Linked DNA regions of Homo sapiens: region 2 is linked to region 1. Evidence: chromatin contacts called from ENCODE Hi-C or POLR2A ChIA-PET data. All regions are on one chromosome and are shown on one strand. The core of a region is the stretch at or near the end of the contact, and the rest is flanking DNA. Distances in the headings are between cores, read along the strand shown.

Region 1 (6,061 bases), core at 1,317-3,816:
CTAGCTGTAAACCAGAGCTGGTAGGAGTCAGGACCTGAACACTGGCAGATAGAAACCGAATCTGCCTTCTTAATTTCCAGCCCAGCCTCTCCTCCCAGTGTCATCCAAGAAGCTGACAGATCCTAGAAGGAGGTTAGACCTGGAAGAAACACAAGGATCCAGAAATCATTTGGATCCAGAACTTGTTTCTAGCACAGATGAAAGTCTGAGGCTGGCAGTGGCTGATTTGCTGGAGGACATACAACTGGTTCATGTTGCTGTAACTGTTGGGTACCCCAGCACCTACTGCCTGGAAGATACCTAGGGGAATTCAAAGAAGAGGAAAGTTACTCTCCTAAAAGGTCAAGAATCTCATACGTGTAGATTAGGGCAAGAATCCATGTTTCTTAATTTGTTATCTAAGTCGTTCTCTCTCATCAAGTTGCACTTAGTTGTGAAGTCAGTCTCTACCTTCTGCTGCTTTCTGGTCTTCCTCATTCTTGGTCTGTGACTTGGTTTCCCTAGTGTGGAGGTTATGCTTATAAAATGTACTGGAAAGTGCATGAATTTTGGATTCAAACAGACTTATAACTGCACCCCAGTTTGCCACTAGCTGTTTGAGCTTGGACAAGTTGTCTAACCATACAGAATGTTAGCTTCCCATCTGAAAATAGGAGTAGTAATGCCTACATCTCAGAGTTTTAAGAATTAAATGAAATAATGATGGTTAATTCATCCCCATAAGCACCCATGAGGTATGCAAGAAAAAAAAAGAGAGGTGGCCTGGACACACTCAGAGTAGAAAAAAATTTACATTGTCCTCATTCTTAAGATGATCAGTGTTAGTGAAGCATACAGTTCAAGAAACAAGTTTGCTTCTCTCTCATTAATCTGCTCAGTTCACGACCTTCTCCCCTGGGGCTCACTCTCAGGCACATGCGGCCGTTCTCTGTATCCATTAGCACTTAAGAGCCTCCACCAGTGGTATCCCAAGGAGCAGGTGGCAAGAAAGCTGCTCATCCAGTAAATAAAACTTTGATCAGGTGATTCCACTGATGTGTGCTTTATGCAGTTAAACTGAGGATTTAAATGATTTTAAATGAGTTGTTGTTGCCTAGGAATGTGCTGGGGATTGACTGAGATCTTTCTGTCCTCCATCAGCAGCCCCATGGAGTGAGTGATGTCTCCCCCTACAAATCTCCTAATAACAAAGCTTTCTCCACAGACAGTAGAAAGGATGAACCACATAAGCCTTTATCAATTACACAAAGCACAGCAGCTTCATCAATGGGACAAAACCCTTCTGTACAGTTTCTATGTACAAGATGAATAGGGCCAGCTCTAAGACCAAGGTCACATGGGGATGTCTTGCAGGTTTGTTTTCTATGTTCACAGCATTTGAATCTTTTTCTCTACTCAGCACCACCCTTCCTCAGCCACAACCACTCCCACCCCAAACACACACACCCAGAGGCACCCTGTGGGAGTCCCTCTTAAGCTCTCCCCACTGGCTCATTCGCTACTGATGACTTGTGGACCCAGACACTTTCATCACTCTCAACCAGTCTTTTATGTGTGAGTCAGATAGGCTCTTACCTTTCCTAAAGAAATTTCAGGCAACAGCTAGAGAAGAGTGAGTCCTCTCACTTCCCCTTTCGTTGACGAACCACGAGAGGTTGTCCCTTCTGACCCTAAAGGGACTCCTTATTTTTTTCTTTTTGTGGCAAGTCTTTTCTTCTAGATTACCTCCCCTCCCTCTTCCCACACACACACACACACAAAAGCCTATTTCTTTGAAGGGAAGAACTTCAGGGTTGGCCCTGATGAGGAAGCTGAAGGTCTAGTCCCAAAGCTGCCAGTATTGGACATTATTCTACAGGCAATGGGAAGCTATTGATTGTTTTGGTGTAGGGGAGCTTTATCATCAAGGTAGTGTTTTAGAAAGATTTATCTGGAAGTAGAGATCAAGATAGAATGCAATCTTCCCAGACAGTCAGTAAAAATGCCCCCAAGTTCCCTAATGTTTCTCTTCCACTGGACTGGTCTAGTCAGCATTCCTGGAATTCACCACATTATTTCTTGCCTTTCACCTTGTTTATACTATTCTCTGTTTCCTGCCCCAAAAGAAAGTGTATGACATTTACTAAGTACTTATTATATGCTAGGCACTTAGATGAGCGGTCTGCATGTATTGTAATGTATATTGCGTCACGTCAATTACATCATATGATAGCATCTCACATCATATCAAATCATTCCTCTGCACCAGTGTCAGAGTTCTTATTGCAGCACCTTGACTGGTTGTTTATCCACTTAGCTCACAACACTGTGAGCCCCTGAGCATGAGGGTCCTGTCTCAGCACTCCCCAACGTGGTCCCTCTCAAGACAGCTGGCTCTCTAAAAACGCACACAATTTCCTGTTCTTGTTCAACATCTAAAAGCTCTGCCTGACTTCCCCACCAGCTGTAATCTTTTTAAAAGAACTTTTGTTACAATTTTTGTGCCTGTCTAGGGCCCTTAGCATATTTTGTTTGATATGTTCATACTGGCCAAGTGACGTAATACCTCTGAGCTTCAGTTTCTTCATTTACAAAACAGAGATAAATACCTCCCTCATAAGGTGACTGTGAGGATTGCACTGGGTACAAATAATGGATAAGAAGTGTATAGCTAGGCTGGGCACGGTGGCTCACGCCTGTAAGCCCAGCACTTTGGGAGGCCAAGGCGGGTGGATCACGAGATCAGGAGTTCAAGACCAGCCTGGCCAAGATGGTGAAACCCTGTCTCTACTAAAAATACATGGTGGTATGGGCCTGTAATCCCAGCTGCTCCAGAGGCTGAGGCAGAGAATTGCTTAAACCTGGAAGGACGGAGGTTGCAGTGAGCCAAGATTGCACCACTGCACTCCAGCCTGGGTGACAGAGCAAGACTCCATCTCAAAAAAAAAAAAAAAAAAAAAAGTGTGTAGCTCAGGGACCACTGCATACTAGTTTCACAATAATTACCCATTCCCTTCTTGGCTTCTTGAAGGCAAAGATCTTATTACCTTTTGTTCCTCTAGATGGGCCCTCAGTGCATCTGCTTTGGTAGAAGGAGAATCGCTGTCATTGGGAAAGAGACAGCATTGACAGCAGAGACCTGAGGGCCCCGGCAGGGATAAGTCACAGAGTGGACCAGAGGAGGACCTGGACACCTCTGCAGGAAAGTGCTGGTTTGGCTTGGCATCTGAGAGCCTAAAAATGAGGAGGGCAGGGACCCCCACCCGGGGAACCGGGCTCCAGGCTGCCTTGCTCAGCAGGATAGCAGAGCTAGTCCTCAGCCATCCCAGGCCAGCAGGTTGGGCAAATATTTCTGCTTCACAAGGGGTAATAACCTCAACAGGGTCACTGGAAAGGACTTCAGCAAACATTTAGAACTTGGGTCACTGATTTCAGAAGCCCCTCCATCTTCCTAAATGAAACTTGTTTTGTAAAATCCCATTTCTTTCTTTTAAAAAAAATGCTTTTACTATATCCCCTTCACAGAAAATTTAGAAAAGCAAAATTAAAAATAGAGAAAAGCAAAAATCATTGATTTTCTACCACTTAGCAGTAACTACTATTAACATTTCAGTGTGTGTGTGTGGTTTGTGTGTGTGTGTGTGTGTGTGTGTGTGTGGTTTTTATGTGTGTGTGTGAGGCAGAGTTTCGCCCTTGTTGCCCAGGCTAAAGTGCAGTGGTGCCATCTCAGCTCACTGCAACCTCCGCCTGCCTCCTGGGTTCAAGTGATTCTCCTGCCTCAGCCTCCCGAGTAGCTGGTATTACAGGCACCCGCCACCATGCCGGGCTAATTTTTTTTTTTTTTTTTTTTGTATTTTTTAGCAGAGATGGAGTTTCACCATGTTGGTCAGGCTGGTCTTGAACTCCTGACCTCAGGTGATCCACCTGCCATTGTGTGTCATTTTTTATTATTTAATATACTGGGGAAGAGGTAGTTTTTAAAGAGACATTCTGTACTCTATATTTATATATAATTTTAATTTTTCAAACTTTTTTGCTATTTTTTTTTCAAAAGGAACTTAAAAATAGATATTAACCATGAGCTGTTGAACACTTAAAGATCAGACCTGTAGTGGTAGGATTTCAGGCATTTTGGCAGTCAACGGCAAGGAGCCAATCCACTCTCCTCAAATCACACCTCCAAAGTTGCCACTATAGGACCTGCCTTCCTGTTGGGGAGTGTTTGAACCATGGTAGGTGTAGCTTGGGGCTTTTTCTATTCTTCATCACTTGTGGTATCACAGAAAAAGCATGGGCTTTGGCAGCACACACACCTGGGTTTGGATCCCAACTCTGGCACTTCCTAGCTCCAGGCCATTGGGCAATTTATCTATTCTCTCTGAGAATCAACTTTCCTATTTTCAAAATGGAGATCATTTTGTCTGTTTCATGGGTTGTCTACAGTTATAGAATGGAGAATGCTATAAAACAAACAAACAAATAAAAACCCACCTAAAGCCATGCTTGACACTTAGTAACTATTTTCTTTGAGGAATCCAGATAGCAAAGGAGCCCAGAAAATCCATCTGGAGAAAAATGACCAAGCTCCTGTTCAGGAAAACATTTTGAGTGCTTCTGTTTTCTTTTTTTTTTTTTTAATTTCTTTTTTTTTATTATACTTTAAGTTTTAGGGTACATGTGCACAACGTGCAGGTTTGTTACATAGGTATACATGTGCCATGTTGGTGTGCTGCACTCATTAACTCGTCATTTGCATTAGGTATATCTCTAATGCTATCCCTCCCCTATCCCCCCATCTCACGACAGGCCCCGGTGTGTGATGTTCCCCACCCTGTGTCCAAGTGTTCTCATTGTTCAATTCCGACCTATGAATGAGAACATGTGGTGTTTGGTTTTCTGTCTTTGCGATAGTTTGCTCAGAATGATGGTTTCCAGCTTCATCCATGTCCCTACAAAGGACATGAACTCATCCTTTTTTATGGCTGCATAGTATTCCATGGTGTATATGTGCCACATTTTCTTAATCCAGTCTATCACTGATGGACATTTGGATTGGTTCCAAGTCTTTGCTATTGTGAATAGAGAGTACTTCTGTTTTCAAGGCTATTCTAGATGAATAAGACACGGGACTGTCCTCATTGTCCCCAAGGAGCTCACAACTTAGTAATGGAGATGAATCAGAAACAAGCAACACCTCACACTTGGTGCTAGACACAGAGTAGGCTTGCAGTAAATATCTGCAGGATTAAATTTATTCGACAATTTTCTTCAGAAAAGGTAATATATTCCTATAGTTCAAAATTCAAAAGTACAAAAGAATATACAGTGAGAAGTCTCTCTCTTACTCAAAGGGCTAGCCCCAGCTTCCAGTTTCTTTCCTGTAGACAACTAAAATTATTGCTTTCTTATGTATTCTTCCATAGATATTGAATGCATATATAAATAGATGTGCATATTTAATCTTTCATTCTCTCTTAACAACAACAACAAAAAAAACCATGGCTGGGCACGGTGGCTCACACCTATAATCCCAGCACTTTGGGAGGCCGAGGCAGGTAGATCACCTGAGGTCGGGAGTTCAAGACCAGCCTGGCCAACATAGTGAAACCCAGTCTCCACTAAAAATACAAAAATTAGCCAGGTGTGGTGGCACACACCTGTAATCCCAGCTACTCAGGAGGCTAAGGCAGGAGAATCACTTGAACCCAGGAGGCAGAGGTTGCAGTGAGCTGAGATTGTGCTACTGCACCCCAGCCTGGGTGACAGAGTAAGACTCTGTCTCAAAAAAAAAAAGAAAAAAAAAGAAAAAACAACCAGATGCTAGCATACCATTATTCTGGTCTGCCTAACAATATATCTGAGACCACTCTATGTCTGTACATAAAAGTTTTCTCATTCTTTTTAGTGACCACATAGTATTCCACTATGTGAATCTTCCATTATTTATGTTAGCAACCTGCTGTTGATGACAATCTTGTGCAATTATGAAAACTGTTGTAATGAATAGCCTTGCACATACCTTACATGTCACATGTACAAGAATATCTGTGGGATAAATTTCTAGAAGAAGAATGACTGGGTC
Region 2 (6,061 bases), core at 1,483-3,982, 110 kb after region 1:
ATCTCAATACCTATATTAGATAGTACCTTTCTTCAAAAGCATTTTCGCATATTCTCATTCTTATTTTTAAGTATATAAAATAATACTTATTTGTAGAAATTTTGTAAAATTCAGTAAAGTTTTTTAAAGTTACTGCAATTTACTACTTCATTTATTTCAACATCCTGCTATGATGCAAACAGTACCATCATTTTTAAAATAAGGAAATCCAACGAACGGCAGAGTAAAAAATACTCTAGCATAAACTAGTTACTCTGTATACATACATAAACAAAACTCGGATTAAAAATTAGTATGAGAATCGGAGACTGGAAAAATCCCTTCAAACTGGAATTTCAGGGAGAGCTCCACTGAAATGATGAGATCAGAACTAATTTTAAAGATTGGGTGGAAGAGGGATTGGAAAGTCAGGAAAAAAAAAGGACAAAGGTCAGGCCTAGAAAACAAAAGTGCATAAATACCATTAGACAGGCCTGAAAATACAGTAGTACTGATTGCTAGCTCTGAAAATTAAAATCAAGACAAGAGAAAAACTTTTTTCAGGGAGGAAGGAGAAATTAGCTGGCAGAAAATATCTTGAGCAAATACTTCATTAGGTAAAAGTATCTCTTTGAACTGCTACATTATCAAACCTCCTGATGGCATGGGCTAACCCAGCTAAAAAACAGCTAACATTTATTAAGACCAAACAATTTTTTGACAATTTAAAATCCTTGATGGAATTTGACTTATAATTTGCCCTCTAAAAAAAGAATGCTTATAAGTAGATAAACCATCACACTTACCTTGTATTTTCATTCACTTCTCCCTTCTTCTAATAGATAAAAAGGGGATAACAAGAATTTAGATGATCAGCCAAAATAAAGAATGGGACTGCTTTCACTTTGTGGGCCCCATTTCACATCTTTTTACCTCCAAAGTATTTTGGAATTCTGAATTTTGTCTTGAAGGGCAGGATTTCTACCACAGTGTCAAGAATAAATCTCAATAAGCAAATATCTGAATGACATGATGACTTTTATGTTAGTCTTACTGATCAAAGGACATTAAAATTATATATAGCCTTATTTTTTCTTTACCTGTTTCTCAAGCCTGTTCCATTGCCACAGCCTCCACCAACCAAAGTCTGCAAAGAAGGTAAAGCTGAACGGCTTAGCTGTTGCCGACTAGGGCCCCTCCTTCCACCGGGCATGTCCAGGAACCAGTCTGCTTCCAGTGCCACCTGTAGTTGCAACCCAGGTTAATGGTTGTCAACCAGTTTCAACTCTGAACGACAACAAAAACATTTAAACATCAGTAGACTATTTTTAAAGTAGGCAACAAAACAACGACAAACACTGAGTAAGCAGGCCTTACAAAATAAGATTTTCAAACGAATGTTCCCAGTGTCTACTACTTACGTTATTCGAATTAAAGGACTACTCAGACTCTAATGGGTCAAAAGCCTAAGTTCTGATCTAAGCTCTGTTCAGCTTTAGGCAAGTGATGATTTGTGTCTTTTGTCAACTGATTTGTATCATCTGTAAGATATTATAATCAAATAGAAGTTTACAAGAAACATCACACCTTATACATTTCCAGCTCAATGTTTCACACTTAAACTACTTGAAATATAGAAGAATTGGCACTTTATAAAACATTAGGTTTTGTTATCAAGGGATATGGCTTGTGAGCTCAGATGGTCACATATTATCTGACCTTATCCGGATAAGTTAACTTCTGAGTGTGTTCTTCTGAGTGTGTTTCTTCAAGGGGGGGGGGCGGGGGGGGGGAGTGTCCCCTGTTCTGCAGAGGTTGTCAGGACTGAGGAAGTGGAATGAAAGGGTACCAGTAGTTCTTTTAACAGTTTAAAAGTAAAACTGTTCGAGTGGTATCTCTATATGTTAGGGTTAAAATATTGAAAGAAACTCTTCAAGGGGATGCCCGCTCCAGAAAAGCTGGTGTAAAATCATACAGAAATTACTGAAACTGCAAGATTAAGAAGCAAGTAAAAGATAAAGATCCTCACTGGAAAAAAAAAAAAAAGCTCTTTTCATCATTCTACGGCAAAAATCATGATTCTGTCAACATGGATACCAATGTTTCCTAAACAATACAACTAAAACCCAAGGATGACACTGGAAAAAACCCGTGTTTTCAAATGCTCCCTATTCCTAACAGCCTTCGGCTGTAAACTAACCCCAAGTCAAACAAAGCATTCAAACCGCTGGATGCAGGGGCTGCTGGTCCTTGCTCCATTAACAAGCAAAGGGAAAGAAAAGTGCAGGGAAAAAACTGGGACGGAAGAGGTGAGAGTATGCGGTGTGGTGGACTGCAGGAGACCACAAACTTCAACAGACTGGTCCCTAAGAGAAGTCGGCAGAAAGGTAGACAAAGCAGTCTCCGCCGCACACCCAAGAGGGCCGAGGCAGGTCCAGGACAGCCGGACCTTGGGGCAGCTCAGTAATACTCACGCATGGAAGAGTCCCAGCCGGTGGGGCGGGGTCCCTAGAAAGCGGCGACAACTTTACAGACTGGACCCCAGGTAAGGGAACTCCCTCCCAGCGTTGGAACGCTGCAAACCAGCTGCTTGGACGCAGGCAGCCCCCGCCTAGAGAATCAAGAAAAGGTGTCCAGGCTTCGGGCTGCCAGACTCAGACCCAGACTCCGACGCAGTTCCAGTGCCAGAGCTAAAGCTAGAGCCAGAGCCTGATACTTCAGCACCCATCCCTAGCCTCCATTACCGCGGAGCTGAGCAGACGTGGCAGCGCACGGCGATGACGTCAGCTACGCGACCGCGGTCTGCCCCAGCCGCGAGTGCGTCCCCGGAATCAGCCGGCACGACAACCCCTACCATTTGCACCTGCGCAGTGGGGCGCGCCTTCTCCTCTTAACTCGCGGTCCCGCCCCTTCCGGCCAGTGTTGGCCAAAGCATTTCCTCTTTCGGCCTCAGTCAGCTAGCGGCTGCTAGGTGCGGGCACCATGCTACTGATCCTTCTTGCTGTCTCTTGGACTCCATGTAGTAACCATGTACAAGTTATCACCGCCATTTTACAGATGAGTGTAGATTAGGAGGTGTCACCTAGGGTCACGTTACTGCTAAGTGAGGGAGCCCAAGTCATGAAGTCATGCGTCAGCATCCAACCCTGCGCTTATTGTTTGCTAAGAACTAGACAGATGCTGTGGTTACAAAGCGAATACCACAAAAGCTCAGAGTCTAGTGGAAGAGAGGCGACACTAAGAAAATACAGTAATTACCATTTGTTACAATATTAAAAGTGTGTCCAAGGTCCAGAGATAGCATGTAACACTAACGAATTCTGTGGGATGGTGGTGATGTCAATACCAAGAAAAGCTTTGCAGAGAGCTTGGGGTTTCAGCCAAGACTCCACAAAGGCATAGGGGCTTTGTGGGAGAATGGCAGTCCTCCTGGAGAAGTGGCAGATAAAAAGGTAAAGATCTGTGAGCAACGTCATCTTGAGTTCAGGAATTGACAATAGTTTGGTATTAGAAGAAGATAAGAGTGTCAAAAGGAGCATTTGTGTAATCTTTCACTCCAGAGATTTTAATCTCCTTAATAGAAAGTTGTTTGTATTGATTGAATGATTAACCTTTATTAAGAATTTTGTTGTGTCAGGCACTGGATTAGTAGCTTTACACATTTCATTTAAATCTCACATTTTGATAGCTTCTACTATGGTTATTATTTTACAGAAGAAACTGAAGTTAAGAGAAGTTAAGTAGCTTGTTGAAAATAGCCTGCCTGGCCAGGCAGGGTGGCTCATGACTGTAATTCCAACACTGGGAGGCCAAGGCAGGAGGATCACTTGAGCCCAAGAGTTTGAGACCACCCTGAGCAATATAGTGGAACCTTGTCTCTATGAAAAAAGTAAAAAAATAAATCGGGCATGGTGGCTCACACCTGTAGTCCCAGCTACTTGGGAGGCTGAGGTGGGAGGATCACTTGAGCCCTGGAGGTCAAGTTTGCAGTGAGCCGAGATTGTGCCACTGCACTCCAGCCTGGGCAACAGAGAGAGACCCTGTCTCAAAAATAATAATAATAATAATAGAAAAAAAAGAAAATAGCCTGGCTAATAAGAGCCAGAACCAGAATTTAGAGCCAGAATGACTGATATCGAAACCAGTAAAGTTGCTAATATTCCCAAATATTCCTAATGTCCTAATGTACCACAGAGCTGTCACTTAGGAATACACACAAGTCTCCAACTTAGGATGGTTTGACTCACAATTTTTCAACTTTATGATGGTGCAAAACCAACACTCATTCAGTAGAAACTGTACTTCCAGTACTCGTACAACCATTCTGGTTTTTTTTTCATTTTTAAATACAGTCATGTGTCCCATAATGATGTTTCAATGAAAGACCACATAAATGATGGTGAGCCCATGAGAGTATAATAAAACTGAAAAACTCCTATTGCCTAATGATGTAGCTGTCTTTATGTTGTAGTGCAATGTATCCTGGTGTACACAAACCTGCACTACCAGTTGTATAAAAGTATAGCACATACAATTATGTACAGTATAACATACTAAATAATGATAATAAATTACTTTGTTACTGGTTTATATATTTACTATACTATACATTTATTGTTATTTTAGATTGTACTCCTTCTACTTATTTTAAAAAAATGAAAGTTAACTGTAAAACAACCTCAGGCAGGTCTTTCAGAAGGTATTCCAGAAGAAGGCATTGTTATCCTAGGAGATGGCAGTTCCATGTGTGTTCTTGACCCTGAAGATCTTCCAGAGGGACAAGATGTGGAGGTGAAAGATGGTGATATTGATGATCCTGACCCTGCATAGGCCTGACCCAAACACACACGTGTGTGTTTGCATATTAGTTTTCAATAAAATAGTTTAAAAAGTAAAAAACAAAATAAAACATTTTAGAAATAGAAAAAAGCTTATAGAATAAAGATAGAAATAAAGAAAATAGGTCGGATGCAGTGGCTCATGCCTATAATCCCCACACTTTGGGAGGCCAGGAGTTTGACAGCAGCCTGGCCAACATGGCGAAACCCTGTCTCTACTAAAAATACAAAAATTAGCCAGGTGTTATGGTGTACACCTGTAATGCCAGCTACTCAGGAGGCTGAGGCACGAGAATTGCTTGAACCTGGGAGGCAGAGGTTGCAGTCAGCTGAGATAGCACCACTGCACTCTAGCCTGGGCAACAAAGCGAGACTGTCTCAAAAAAAAAAAAAGAAAAGAAAAGAAAGGAGGGAGGGAGGGAGGAAGGAAGGAAAAGAAAGAAAGAAAAAATATTTTTGTATGGCTGTACAATGTGCTTGTGTTTTAAGCTAAGTGTTATTACAAAGTCAAAAAGTTGAAAAAAAAAGGTTTGTACAGTAAAAAAGTTACAATAAGCTAATTTATTACTGAAGAAAGAAAAACGTGTTTATAAGTTTAGTATGGTCTAACTGTACAGTGTTTATAAAATCTATAGTAGCGTAATGTTCTAGGTGTTCACATTTACTCACCACTCACTGACTTATCCAGAGCAACTTTCAGTCCTGCAAGCTCCATTCATGGTAAGTGCCTTATACAGGTGTATCATTTTTACTCATTTACTGTACCTTTTCAATGTTTAGATACACCAATACTTACCATTGTGTTACAATTGCCTGTAATATTCAGTACAGTAACATGCTGAATAGGTTTGTAGCCTAGGAGCAATAGGCTATGCCAAATATCCTCAGTATGTAGTAGGCTATACTAGCTAGGTTTGTGTAAGTATAATCTATGATGTTCACACAACAAAATTGCCTGACACATTTCTCAAAACATATTCCCATTGTCAAACAACACATGACTGTACTGCACACCTTCCTGGAAGTAGAAAAATTTTTGACTAAAGTTTCATTTGGATTCCAGAAGAAATATGCTATAGTTTTGGATATACATTTTTTTTCCTGTCTGTTCACCCAAAGTGAGCCTCACTCATACAAAAACTGGGTGGTTCTGCCCTGGTGGAATATAGACCAAATGCCCATATGGGTGTAATATGTGACCGATACGGCCCATTCCTAGGTAATCAACATTATTTTCTCTTCCA

Evidence for each region. A loop is a pair of places that touch in the nucleus more often than their neighbours do. ChIA-PET counts read pairs that join two places held with the same protein, here RNA polymerase II (POLR2A). Pooled maps may share reads with other maps.
Region 2: a loop to region 1 is called in a map of CD14-positive monocyte, with 2.5 times the contacts of the local background. The contact joins the promoter of TMEM39A here to the enhancer-like site in region 1. A Hi-C loop is called at or near these places in 1 of 168 maps with a recorded cell type or tissue (CD14-positive monocyte), 2 of 37 single-sample maps with no recorded cell type and 10 of 50 pooled maps. POLR2A ChIA-PET finds 5 or more read pairs at or near these places in 14 of 52 experiments (AG04450, CD4-positive, alpha-beta T cell, Caco-2 and 9 more).

What each region holds. Positions count from the first base shown.
Region 1 is chr3:119,350,870-119,356,930 of GRCh38, forward strand. The region is part of intron 1 of ARHGAP31 (Rho GTPase activating protein 31); the gene reads left to right. Among named protein-coding and RNA genes, the nearest start is that of ARHGAP31-AS1, 31 kb to the left of the region's middle. RefSeq lists enhancers at 699-1,396, 1,194-1,243. Within about 2 kb of position 2,567, at least 8 of the 41 ENCODE cell types and tissues checked have a DNase peak (open chromatin) inside an H3K27ac peak, as active enhancers do; they include CD14-positive monocyte, GM12878 and OCI-LY7, where a contact is called at or near this core.
Region 2 is chr3:119,460,883-119,466,943 of GRCh38, forward strand. It overlaps TMEM39A (transmembrane protein 39A), which reads right to left and starts at 2,733. Exons shown (of 9, transcript NM_018266.3): 1 at 2,454-2,733; 2 at 1,080-1,266. The coding sequence starts at 1,192. RefSeq lists enhancers at 2,404-2,893, 2,924-2,983.